2 separate regions of the Homo sapiens genome follow, and region 2 is linked to region 1. Evidence: chromatin loops called from intact Hi-C (ENCODE). Cell type or tissue: natural killer cell. All regions are shown on one strand. Region 1 has its middle 66 kb from the start of FOXN3-AS2. Region 2 has its middle 180 kb from the start of EFCAB11.

Region 1 (5,000 bases):
CAAACAAACCTTACTAGAATAACTCTTATCTTCCGTGGGTTTCCCTCATATATTTCCTAGTCACTTTCCCACAATTTTCTGCCCCTAGCCCAAACCCTCTTTTCCTTTGTCTTGTCCAATCTCCACAATTTACTTCTCTTTGTTAAAATGGTATATTTAACCGCTTCCTTGTGGTTTTCACGTCTTTCTATAAAGCCCCTCTCCCTACCCTATGCCGTGTAAAAATGTTAACATCAAATAATTATTCGTATGCGTTTTCTACTGTTAATCTTTTATCAGTTCAATTCACAGGTCCCAGCCATAGAACCTAGAGAAAAAGTCTCTTCCCCTTCAGTTCCCAAGCTGCTGGTCATACTGCCCCTCACTATGGCTTCATGTCCTGCTCTGGAGGGTCACAGAGAAGGTCGTTTGTTGTAGGGAAAGAGCTGAGAACAGCGGTGTGCCCTCTGAGAAAGCAGCAAACTGTCCTTTTTGCCTCTAAGGGTCTGTACTTATGGTTTGGCCACGTCCCCACCCAAATCTCATCTTGAATTGTAGTTCCCTTAATCCCCATGCATCATGAGAGGGACTAGGTGGAGGTAAGTGAATCAGGGGCAGTTTTCCCCATCCTGTTCTTGTGATAGTGAGTGCTCATGAGATCTGATGGTTTTATAAGAGGCTTCCTCCTTTGCTGGGCACTTATTCTTCTTGTTCCTGCCATTATGTGAAGAAGGACGTGTTTGCTTCACCTTCAACCATGATTGTAAGTTTCCTGAGGCCTCCCCAGCCCTGCAGAACCGTGAGTCAATTAAACTTCTTTTCTTTATAAATTACCCAGTCTCGGGTATGTCCTTTTAGCAGTGTGAGAATGGACTAATACAATACTCTTCATATCAGGACTGCAAAGACCACTGAGCACAGGTTAATTCAGGTGCAGTCCTGTAGGGGGTAACCTCAAGGCTTCAGGGCAAGTTGGTCTTGGAGTAAATGTGAGTTAAAATGTGAGTTATAAACCAGGCAGGTCGGCTGGATGCAGTGGCTGGAGCCCATGAGACCAGCCTGGGCAACACAGTGAAACCCTATCTCTACAAAAAAATTTTTAAAGTTAGCTGAGTGTAGTAGTGCACGCCTGTAGTCCTAGCTACTCAGGGGGCTTAGGTGGGAGGTTTGCTTGAGCCCAGAGGTTGAGGCTGCAGTGAGCCATGATTATACCATTGCACTGCAGCCTAAGCAGCAGAGAGAGACTGTCTCAAAAAAGAAAGAAAGAAAGAAAGAAAGAAAGAAAGAAAGAAAGAAAGAAAGAAAGAAAGAAAGAAAAGAAAGAAAAGGAAAGAAAAGAAAGAAAGAAAGAAAGAAAGAAAAGAAAGAAAGAAAAGAAAGAAAGAAAGAAAGAAAGAAAGAAAGAAAGAAAGAAAGAAAGAAAAGAAAGAAAGAAAGAAAGACACCAAGCAGGTCTTTTGAGATGCTTTACCGCTGGGATGATTGGAATATGAGTTGGGGAACCTTCTGGACACTCATGAACGCCTGCATTGGTCAGGCATGCACTTTTGTAATGGAACAGGAGAAGAAGCCTTTGGGAAAAGGCAGGGGGTGATGAATTTGGTTACTGTTTTCTTTTCTTTGAGATGGAGTCTCACTCTGTCACCCAGGCTGGAGTGCAGTGGTGTGATCTCAGCTCACTGCAACTTCCGCCTCCCGGGTTCAAGTGATTCTCATGCCTCAGCCACTAAAGTAGCTGGGATTTACAGGCGCACACCACCACGCTTGGCTAATTTTTGTATTTTTAGTAGGGCCGGTGTTTCACCATGTTGGCCAGGGTGGTCTTGAACTCTTGACCTCAAGTGATCTGCTGGCCTCGGCCTCCCAAAGTGCCGGGATTACGGTGTGAGCCACCGTGCCTAGTCTGGGTACTCTTTTCAGTCTACAGTCTCTGAACTCTGACAACTTCCTGTCGCTCTGAGTGTGACTGTGCTTGTGGTTCCTCTGAGAGTCGAGGTGGAGCTACCCACCCCCTCTCCACACTGGTCTCATGTGTGATCGGAGCTGTGTGCTGGGGAGATGCACAGTCAGGTTAGAGGGCAGCTTGGGTCCTGGAGCTGCAATGGACACACACCCCTCTCTGCTTAGCTGTGGCTGCCCTCAGTGCATATGCAGGGCTGGCTCCCTGGCAGATCTGACTTTCTCTGGTTCTGTGGCTGTCATAAGATTTATTCAGAATCCCTCTTATGAGTTTTGGAACTGAAGCTGTTCTCAAACCAGTCGCAGATTCTACTTGTTAAGAGAAGCAATGTATACAGAATATCGGCAGTTAGGAGGCATGCGTGGGTTCCAGTCCCAGTCTCACTGGCAGTGAGACCTTGAGCAAGTCACTCAACTTCCCTGAGCCTCAGGGTTTTCATGTGCATCATGGAGGAATTCTCCTTCCTGCCTCCTGCTTTTCTCTAATCTTCCCCCATGGTGAGAGGCCTCTCCCAGGAGGAGGTCTGCCTGCTGATATCTATCCGCCTCTCATCCATGTGGGTTCTATGGGGAGGAAGGGGGAATTCCATTAAGCTGACTGGTGAATGAGAGCTGGGAAACATGGGGAACATGCCCTTCTTCATGGGAAACATGCCCTTCTCCATGATGTCCATACTTGCATGACAGGATAAAACTATCTCCTGCAATCTGCCACAATGGGTCATTTTGAAATCTCGAAGAAGTCATTTATTCAGATTAAAACTATTTATAGCAGATGTAAGCAAACAATTCATTGGTGTCCTTGAGATTGATGGTTGGCACTTTACAGTTTTCATTAAAAGTTAAACTCTTTCTTCATTCAGCAAATATTTCAGTGCCCATTATGTGTCCTGTACTGGGATACAGCAGTGAATGAGACAGACCAGATCCTTGCCCTCTTGGGGCTGGCATCCTAGTGGGGAGATGGACAATGCTGGGCGTGGTGGATCATGCCTGTAATCCCAGCACTTTGGGAGGCCGAGGCGGGCAGATCACCTGTGGTCAGGAGTTCAAGACCAACCTGGCCAACATGGCGAAATCCTGTTTCTACAAAAAATATAAAAATAAGCCAGGCGTGGTGGTGGGCACCTGTAATCCCACCTACTTGGGAGGCTGAGTCAGGAGAATTGCTTGAACCCAGGAGGTGGAGGTTGCAGTGAACTGAGATCATGCCACTGCACTCCAGCCTGGGCAATAGAACAAGACTCCATCTTAAAACAAACAAACAAACAAACAACAACAAAAAAAACTGTATATAATTTGCAAATAGTGGTAAGTGCTATGGATAAAGATGAAGCAGGGAACAAGGTCCAGGAGATGCAAGCATGGGTGCTATAACTTTGACCCAGAGGGCAGGGCAGATTCCTTCACTGATGGAGGGGAGGGAAAGGCAGGTCGATGCTCAGCCAGTGTGGAGGTACTGATAGGGACCTGGTCCACTCCAAGACTATCAGGGAGGTCAGGGTGGGTGGAACAGAGTGAGAGGGAGGGAAGTAGGAGATGAGCTCAGAGCAGTATCAGTGGGGGTAGAGCGGAGGCTGGGGGTAGATAGCAGGTGATGTAAAACTGGTGGGAGGGTGTCCAGGGAGGTGATATGACATCCCTCCACAGGGCCAATCCATAGCGATTGTTTTATTCTTTGCCACATGCAAAGCCTGTCATGTGGAAGGCAGGAAAGGCCTAAAATCATAAGGGCACAGTGGTGCTGTTCCAGATCCTGTTCCTCAGTGCATGGTCCCAGGGCCAGCAGCACTGGCATCTCCTGAGTGCTTGTTAAAAATGCAGAATCTCAGCCCTACCACACACCTGCTGGATCGAAACCTGCATCTCACAGGGCCTGCAGGTGATCCATGGCCCACGAACATTGGAGAAGCAATGGTCTGGAGTCATCTGTGACTTTGGGCATCAGAAGCCCTGGGGGCTGCTCAAAACATGTCTACTTCATTGCCTGCTGGCCTCAGTTTTCTTGTAGTTTCACCTGCAAGGAGATGAGAATGATGCTGACATTCTCTGCTCTGCCCAAGCTCTTCGGCTTTTCTGAGCGAGTGCCACTTTCAACACCGCTTTCCCCATCCATCAGACCAATCTCTCTCTGGGGTGGTGTAGACTGGGAAGGTGCCTCTGGGAGCTGATACTCTGGCTCTGTGGAATTTCTAGGCTGTCTTTCTTCAGTGTGCTCAGAGAAGATGTTCTTTCCTCATAGTAGAGTATTACAAAGTCTATATTGTGACAGGGAACGGTGCTGCCTTCTCTGTGTGCACATAATGCCACTCCTCCGTTCAGCAGGGCGTATGCTTTGAGCTGAGCCACAAGCCTGGTGATTCACCTATAGGCCAAATTCCCATCATTTATTGCCAGGTCCCTTATGCACCCAGTGGTTCCAGATGCGGAAGGCTGGTTGCCTTCAAGGGTAGATGGAAATGCCTGTTTTCATGACAAGCACAGATGTTGTATTGTATTGACTGGTTTATGCTAGGATTGGGCATCATATAGTCGGCCCACCCTCCCAAAACAAAACACACAGCCCTGTGGCCTGGGTCCCGAGCCTGGAGTTTTCAGGTCTAACTATTTGGCTTAACTATTGTTAACTCCTGAGGGACTCTGGGTGAATGACTTTCCATGCGTGAACATCAAGCTGCTTATTGATAAAACAGTTACAATCATTTCTACTTCACAAGTTATTGAGGCTTCATTATCTAAATGCTTTTGAGAGCTGTCCTTAAATGTGTCATTTCCAGGCTTACGTCACTACATACTAGTGTGCCTTTTTTTTTTCTTTTTTTAATGAGTGTGAAATTGTCTCCCTCCTTCTGTTCATTTAGACTGCAGCATTGATGAGCAGGTAGTGGCAAATGCCTCTTCATATTACTCACAGATTACTGTGGGTTAAGAAATAAACTGGGCATTGACCTTTCCTTGCTGTTTCTGAATTAGTCACACACTTCTCATTGTTTGTGTATGGCAGCAGCATGACCTAAATAAAGTTAGGGTTGATCTCTTTCAGAATATATTTTGGATTTCTC
Region 2 (5,000 bases), 270 kb before region 1:
TGATATGGGGGGCACCAGGAGACAAAAGTTGGTGACAGGTGAGGTGGGGTGGGCACTGGTGAGGGGGGAAATGACCAGTTCTCTCCTGGAATTCTGACTTCCATAACTGAGTACAGAAGGTCAGTGGGGTCGAGAGCTCCAGAATAGGCCCTTGTTTGAGCTGAGTTTTGGTCACACTGACATCAGTAGACATTAACGGCCACTTGGCCACTTTTTGTTCCTCAACACAGATACCTCTTTCTCCAGCATGTGCCGTTCTACTTGGAACACTCTTTCCTGCTTATACTTCACTACTCATCCACCAGCCACATCTCAGCCCATCTCAGCCCCAAGGGTCAACCTCCTCAGCAGGGAAGTCTTCCCACTTTCCTCAGACTAGGCTCAGTGTTTCTTACTTTTTGTTTTTTGTTTGTTTGTTTGTTTGTTTGTTTTGGAGACAGGGTTTTGCTGTGTCGTCCAGGCTGGAGTGCAGTGATGCGATCTCGGTTCACTGCAACCCCTGCCTCCCGGGTTCAAGCGATTCTCATGCCTCAGCCTCCAGAGTAGCTGGGATTACGGGTGCACAACACCATGCCCGGCTCATTTTTGTGATTTTAGTAGAGATGGGGTTTTGCCATGTTGCCCAGGCTGGTCTCTAACTCCTGGGCTCAAGCGATACACCCACCTCGGCCTCCCAAATTGCTGGGATGACAGGTATGAGCCACTGCACCCAGCCATCTTTCATAGACTCTTATAACATGCTGTACTTTTCCTTCAAAGCAATTGTTATTATTAAAATTACATAATTAGTTGTTTAAATTCTATTTCTCCCACTAGAACGCAAAGTCTATGTTCGGTGACCATATCTGTCTAATTAACACAGCAGACAGGTGGTTCTGGAGCCAGAGTCTCTGGGTTCAAATCTCGACTGCCCCGCTTCCTAGTGGTGTAAATATGGGCAAGATATTTCACCTTGCTTTGCCTCAGTTGCCTTGTATGCAAAATTTGAATTATAATTGTACTTCCTTAATAGAACTTTTGGGAGTATTAAATGAGTTAATTAGCATAGAGTGTTTATTGCAGTCCTTGGGATGTAATGAGCACTCAATAAATGTTAGCTATTATTATTCATCACTGTGTCTCTAACTACTTGATGGATGGATAATCAGATAGATGGATGGACTAATGAATGGATAGGTGGAAGGATGGAAAGATAGGTAAAGGTGGTAGGAAATAAAACACGGTCTTTACTAAGTTATATTGATTGAGCATAGTGGAAATGCAAGGAAGCCCAAATGGTATTGTGAAAAGAGGAGATGGCCCGTTCTTTACAACATAATTACATTTCAAGATATTGAGTCCCCTTAAGATAAACTTTGGTTATCTTACGTAACTTATAAGTAACTTACGGTTACTTTCAGGCAGAGCCTTAAGTAATCTCCATCAAGACTTCTTCAAAGATAAACCAAGTTATTTGTCACTTGACTTCAATAGAGGGGAAAAAAAATCACCACAACCCAACTATCTCCTTCTTAATTAAAAACTGTGCATTTCCCAAATTAACTGATTTTTTTAAAAAAGATATAATCTAAAAGCTCAGTTTAATCTGATTTAAACAATAAATTGATTCATTGGCTTATTCAGTCTTGTGTTTCTCCCTCAAATGATAATGGAATTCCTACTGTGTGTCAGACACTATGATAGGTACTGGGTAGTTACAAAGTCAAATAAGATATCGTCAGGCCAGGCGCTGTGGCTCATACCTGTAATCCTAACACTTTGGGAGGCTGAGGTGAGAGAATCACTTGAGCCCAGGAGTTCAAGACCAGCTTGGGCAACAAAACAAGACTCTTCCTCTACTAAAAGTTAAAAGAATAAAAAATTAGCCAGGCATGGTGGCACATGCCTGTAGTCCTAGCTACTCCGGAGGCTGAGGCGGGAGGATCGCTTGAGCCCAGGAGTTGGAGGATCGCTTGAGCCCAGGAGTTTGAGGTTGCACTAAGCTGTGATCATGCCACTGCACTCCAGCCTGGATGACAGAGTGAGACCCTGCCTCTCCAAAAAAAAAAAAAATATATATATATAGTCATTATCCTCAAGGAGCTTAAGATCTAAATAAACTTTATAAAAAACATAAGTAAAAACTTATGATAGCTCTACCTCATCAAAATAAAACAAATGCAGAAGCAAAAGCTATTTTCTGAACAGGAGAAGCAGCCTGTTATGGCTCAACCCCACTCTAATCCCAGCTCTGCCCTGGGTTCGATGGTGGGACCTCTGGGGAGAATGGCCAAAGCTGCTCAGTCCCAGATGGAAGGTATTTTCATTACTGTCACTGTATTTATGAAAGGAACTCATGTCTGGAATCTCCTTTTCACCCAAAGAATTCTCTTTTTGTAATTTATTACAAAATTCAAGGCCATTTCATTAGGGGGCAATGCGCCATGTCATTATTACAACAACTCCCCCTGTTTTTGTTCAATTTTGAAACTGACAATCTAAAGACTATTTTTAGCTCAGTCAAGTGAGATTATTTGTTTCCTTATTATGAAAAGTTTTTCCTTCAGACTCTAGTTAACATGAATTTTATTCTCACTTATTATGTCACATGCTCCAATTCAATTTATTTTAAAGCGGATTCTTTGGGGAAAACTGTAAAGCTAATTTGAATTGATTCTTTAGAGATTCCATTTTAAATGAAGTGCTATAAAAATTGGCAGGCAAAGTGAAAAAATGGAATTGAATTTTCTTCTTCGGCTACTCATTGGATTCAGAAATCTTGCTTTTCGACACTGCCAAGGGTTTTGATATAATGTTTTATGCAATTTTCATAACATTTATCTTAAACTCCACTGCCTTTGGTTTGGTTGTTCAACTGCAAAATGGTTTCCTGATATTTCCATATAAAAAAAGCAGAGTTTTTGCTACAGGAAAAATTTGGTGTTTTGATACAAACTTTCTAACATCCACTATGGTACCCATCTATAAAACATCTGGTGTAAGGCAGGTGTTTTAATTCTGGAGTGAATATCTAGCCCTTGTGGACAAGCTTGTTAAGGGGAGTGTGGAATAAAACTGCATCCCGAACTTCCTTCCACTTTGAACAGTTTATTTGTCTTTCTTTCAAAGTTGATGGATTTCCAACTTGAGGAAAGTGTGGAAATAATAGGCAAGAAGCCTGATGGCTTAATTTCCTGTCCCTCACAGACCCCAGGAAGCGCTCATTGTTCCTGAGAATAGGAGGCTCCAAGCTAATCAGAAACAGCCATCGTTTGGTGGGGACCGGGGCCCCGGGATTGGTCCGTCTGACTCCAGTTGATGATTTACATCCTATTATTAAGAATCTAATGGGAAATACATCGAAAACACATGTCTGCCATTTCATTTTGAGACATACTTGTTTTCTTTGATGTGTTTTTTAAAGGGAGTTTTATTTCACACTCATCTCTTCCCTTGAATTCCCTATACAGCCACTATCGTTCCTATTGACCCAGCTGGTAAGCTCATTGCCAGCTCACCAAGGGTCTTCGCTCACTTTGGCTCTGCTGCCATTGAATATAGCACCGAGTACTCAGAGTGATTTCCCCAAACTCTGGTTAGCCTTGAAAGCAACAAATCACTGTTGCATGAGTTTTTGTTCTGATTACAGAGACGATAATCATGTGAAGTTAATGCAGGTGTCATTAGGGTTTCGGCAAAAGGAGCAGACCCAAGACCGACTTCTCCATCAGACACACAATGTCTACAGCCCTGGATACTTGCAGGGCCCAATTTTAATTATAATTTATTTTAAGATTGGAGGAAAATGAGTATAATAGTGAATACATAATAATGAATCCAGCCTAGGTAGTATTTTTTTATACCAACATAATTACAAAATGTAATTTTTGTGGGGGCAGGGAGGAGTCTTGCTCTGTTGCCCAGGCTGAAGTGCAATGGCCTCCCAGGTTCAAGCAATTATCCTGCCTCAGCCTCCCTAGTAGCTGGGATTACAGACACCTGACACCAAGCCTGGCTAATTTTTGTATTTTTAGTAGAGATGGAGTTTCTCCATGTTGGCCAGGCTGGTCTTGAACTCCTGACCTCAGGTGATCCACCCACCTCGGCCCCCCAAAGTGCTGGGATTACAGGTGTGAGCCACCACAGCTGGCCTAAACTATAATTTTTTAAAAAATGTTTTAACAGTAGAATAAGGTCCATGAAGGCAAAGTGGCTCAGCGCATAGAAGTCATAATTCATCTGAGCAGAACTGCTGTGAGTAACATGGAATAAGGGACCGAGTCTAAGGATTGGCTTTTCTGTGACTGTGGCAGCTGATGGAGAGGTCTCAGCAGAGCTGCTAGACCTCTGTATCTGCAGATGGGCTTGAGGTTACCCTAGGTCACAAAGCCAGCAGTTGAGAAAAAAAGCCGGATGTGAAGGCTGTGGTTCTCAACCCGGGACGACTTTGTCCCCCAGAAGACATTTGGAGTTGATGCCTGGAGACAGTTTTGGTGGCCACAACTTAGGTGAGAGTGACGACTATCTAGTGAGAAGAGGCCAGGAATGCTGCTAAACACTGCAATGCACAAGACAGCCTCTGACCACAGTTATCTGGCTTGAAAGAGCAACAGTGCTGAGGCTGAGAGACCCTTATGTGAAGAAAGGCCACAACCTATAAGCCATGTCTGCCTCTTGCAGCCCCCCTCAGTGAAGGGATAACCCAAAGCAGGAGTTGCTGTCCCTCATCATTGAAGAACACTTGCACCTGGGAGGATTTGGCGATGCTAAAGAGGGATATGGGGCAGCTGCTGAGGAACTGCAGGGCTGGCTGCCCCGAGCCGCCACCGGGTGAGTCAGCAGATCAGTGGCAACGCACTGGAGCTACAGTAACAATGCACAGTGCCCCGCACCCACCTGCGGAGCGTGAGAGCTGCTGCTTCACTTCCACCTTCCATATCTCATGCAAATTTCTCTCCTGGTCAGCCCTAACTTGAAACCCTACAGGAAAGGAACTCTAGAAAATGTAGTTCCAGGTTCAC

Evidence for each region. Peaks named below come from ENCODE experiments on the same cell type or tissue, not always from the same donor. Only the 100,000 strongest peaks of a DNase experiment are listed, where the experiment ranks them.
Region 2: a loop joins it to region 1, with 2.8 times the contacts of the local background. A loop is called at or near these places in 4 of 110 quality-filtered maps.

Annotation. Positions count from the first base shown.
Region 1 is chr14:89,507,544-89,512,543 of GRCh38, reverse strand. It overlaps a transcript of FOXN3 not described here. Among named protein-coding and RNA genes, the nearest start is that of FOXN3-AS2, 66 kb to the left of the region's middle. In natural killer cell, no CTCF peak of the experiment used is centred here; DNase peaks (open chromatin) are centred at 1,953 and 4,733; H3K27ac peaks cover 2,294 bases.
Region 2 is chr14:89,773,588-89,778,587 of GRCh38, reverse strand. No RefSeq gene overlaps it. Among named protein-coding and RNA genes, the nearest start is that of EFCAB11, 180 kb to the left of the region's middle. RefSeq lists enhancers at 4,608-4,687, 4,676-5,000. In natural killer cell, a CTCF peak has its summit at 2,731; DNase peaks (open chromatin) are centred at 4,417 and 4,807; H3K27ac peaks cover 960 bases.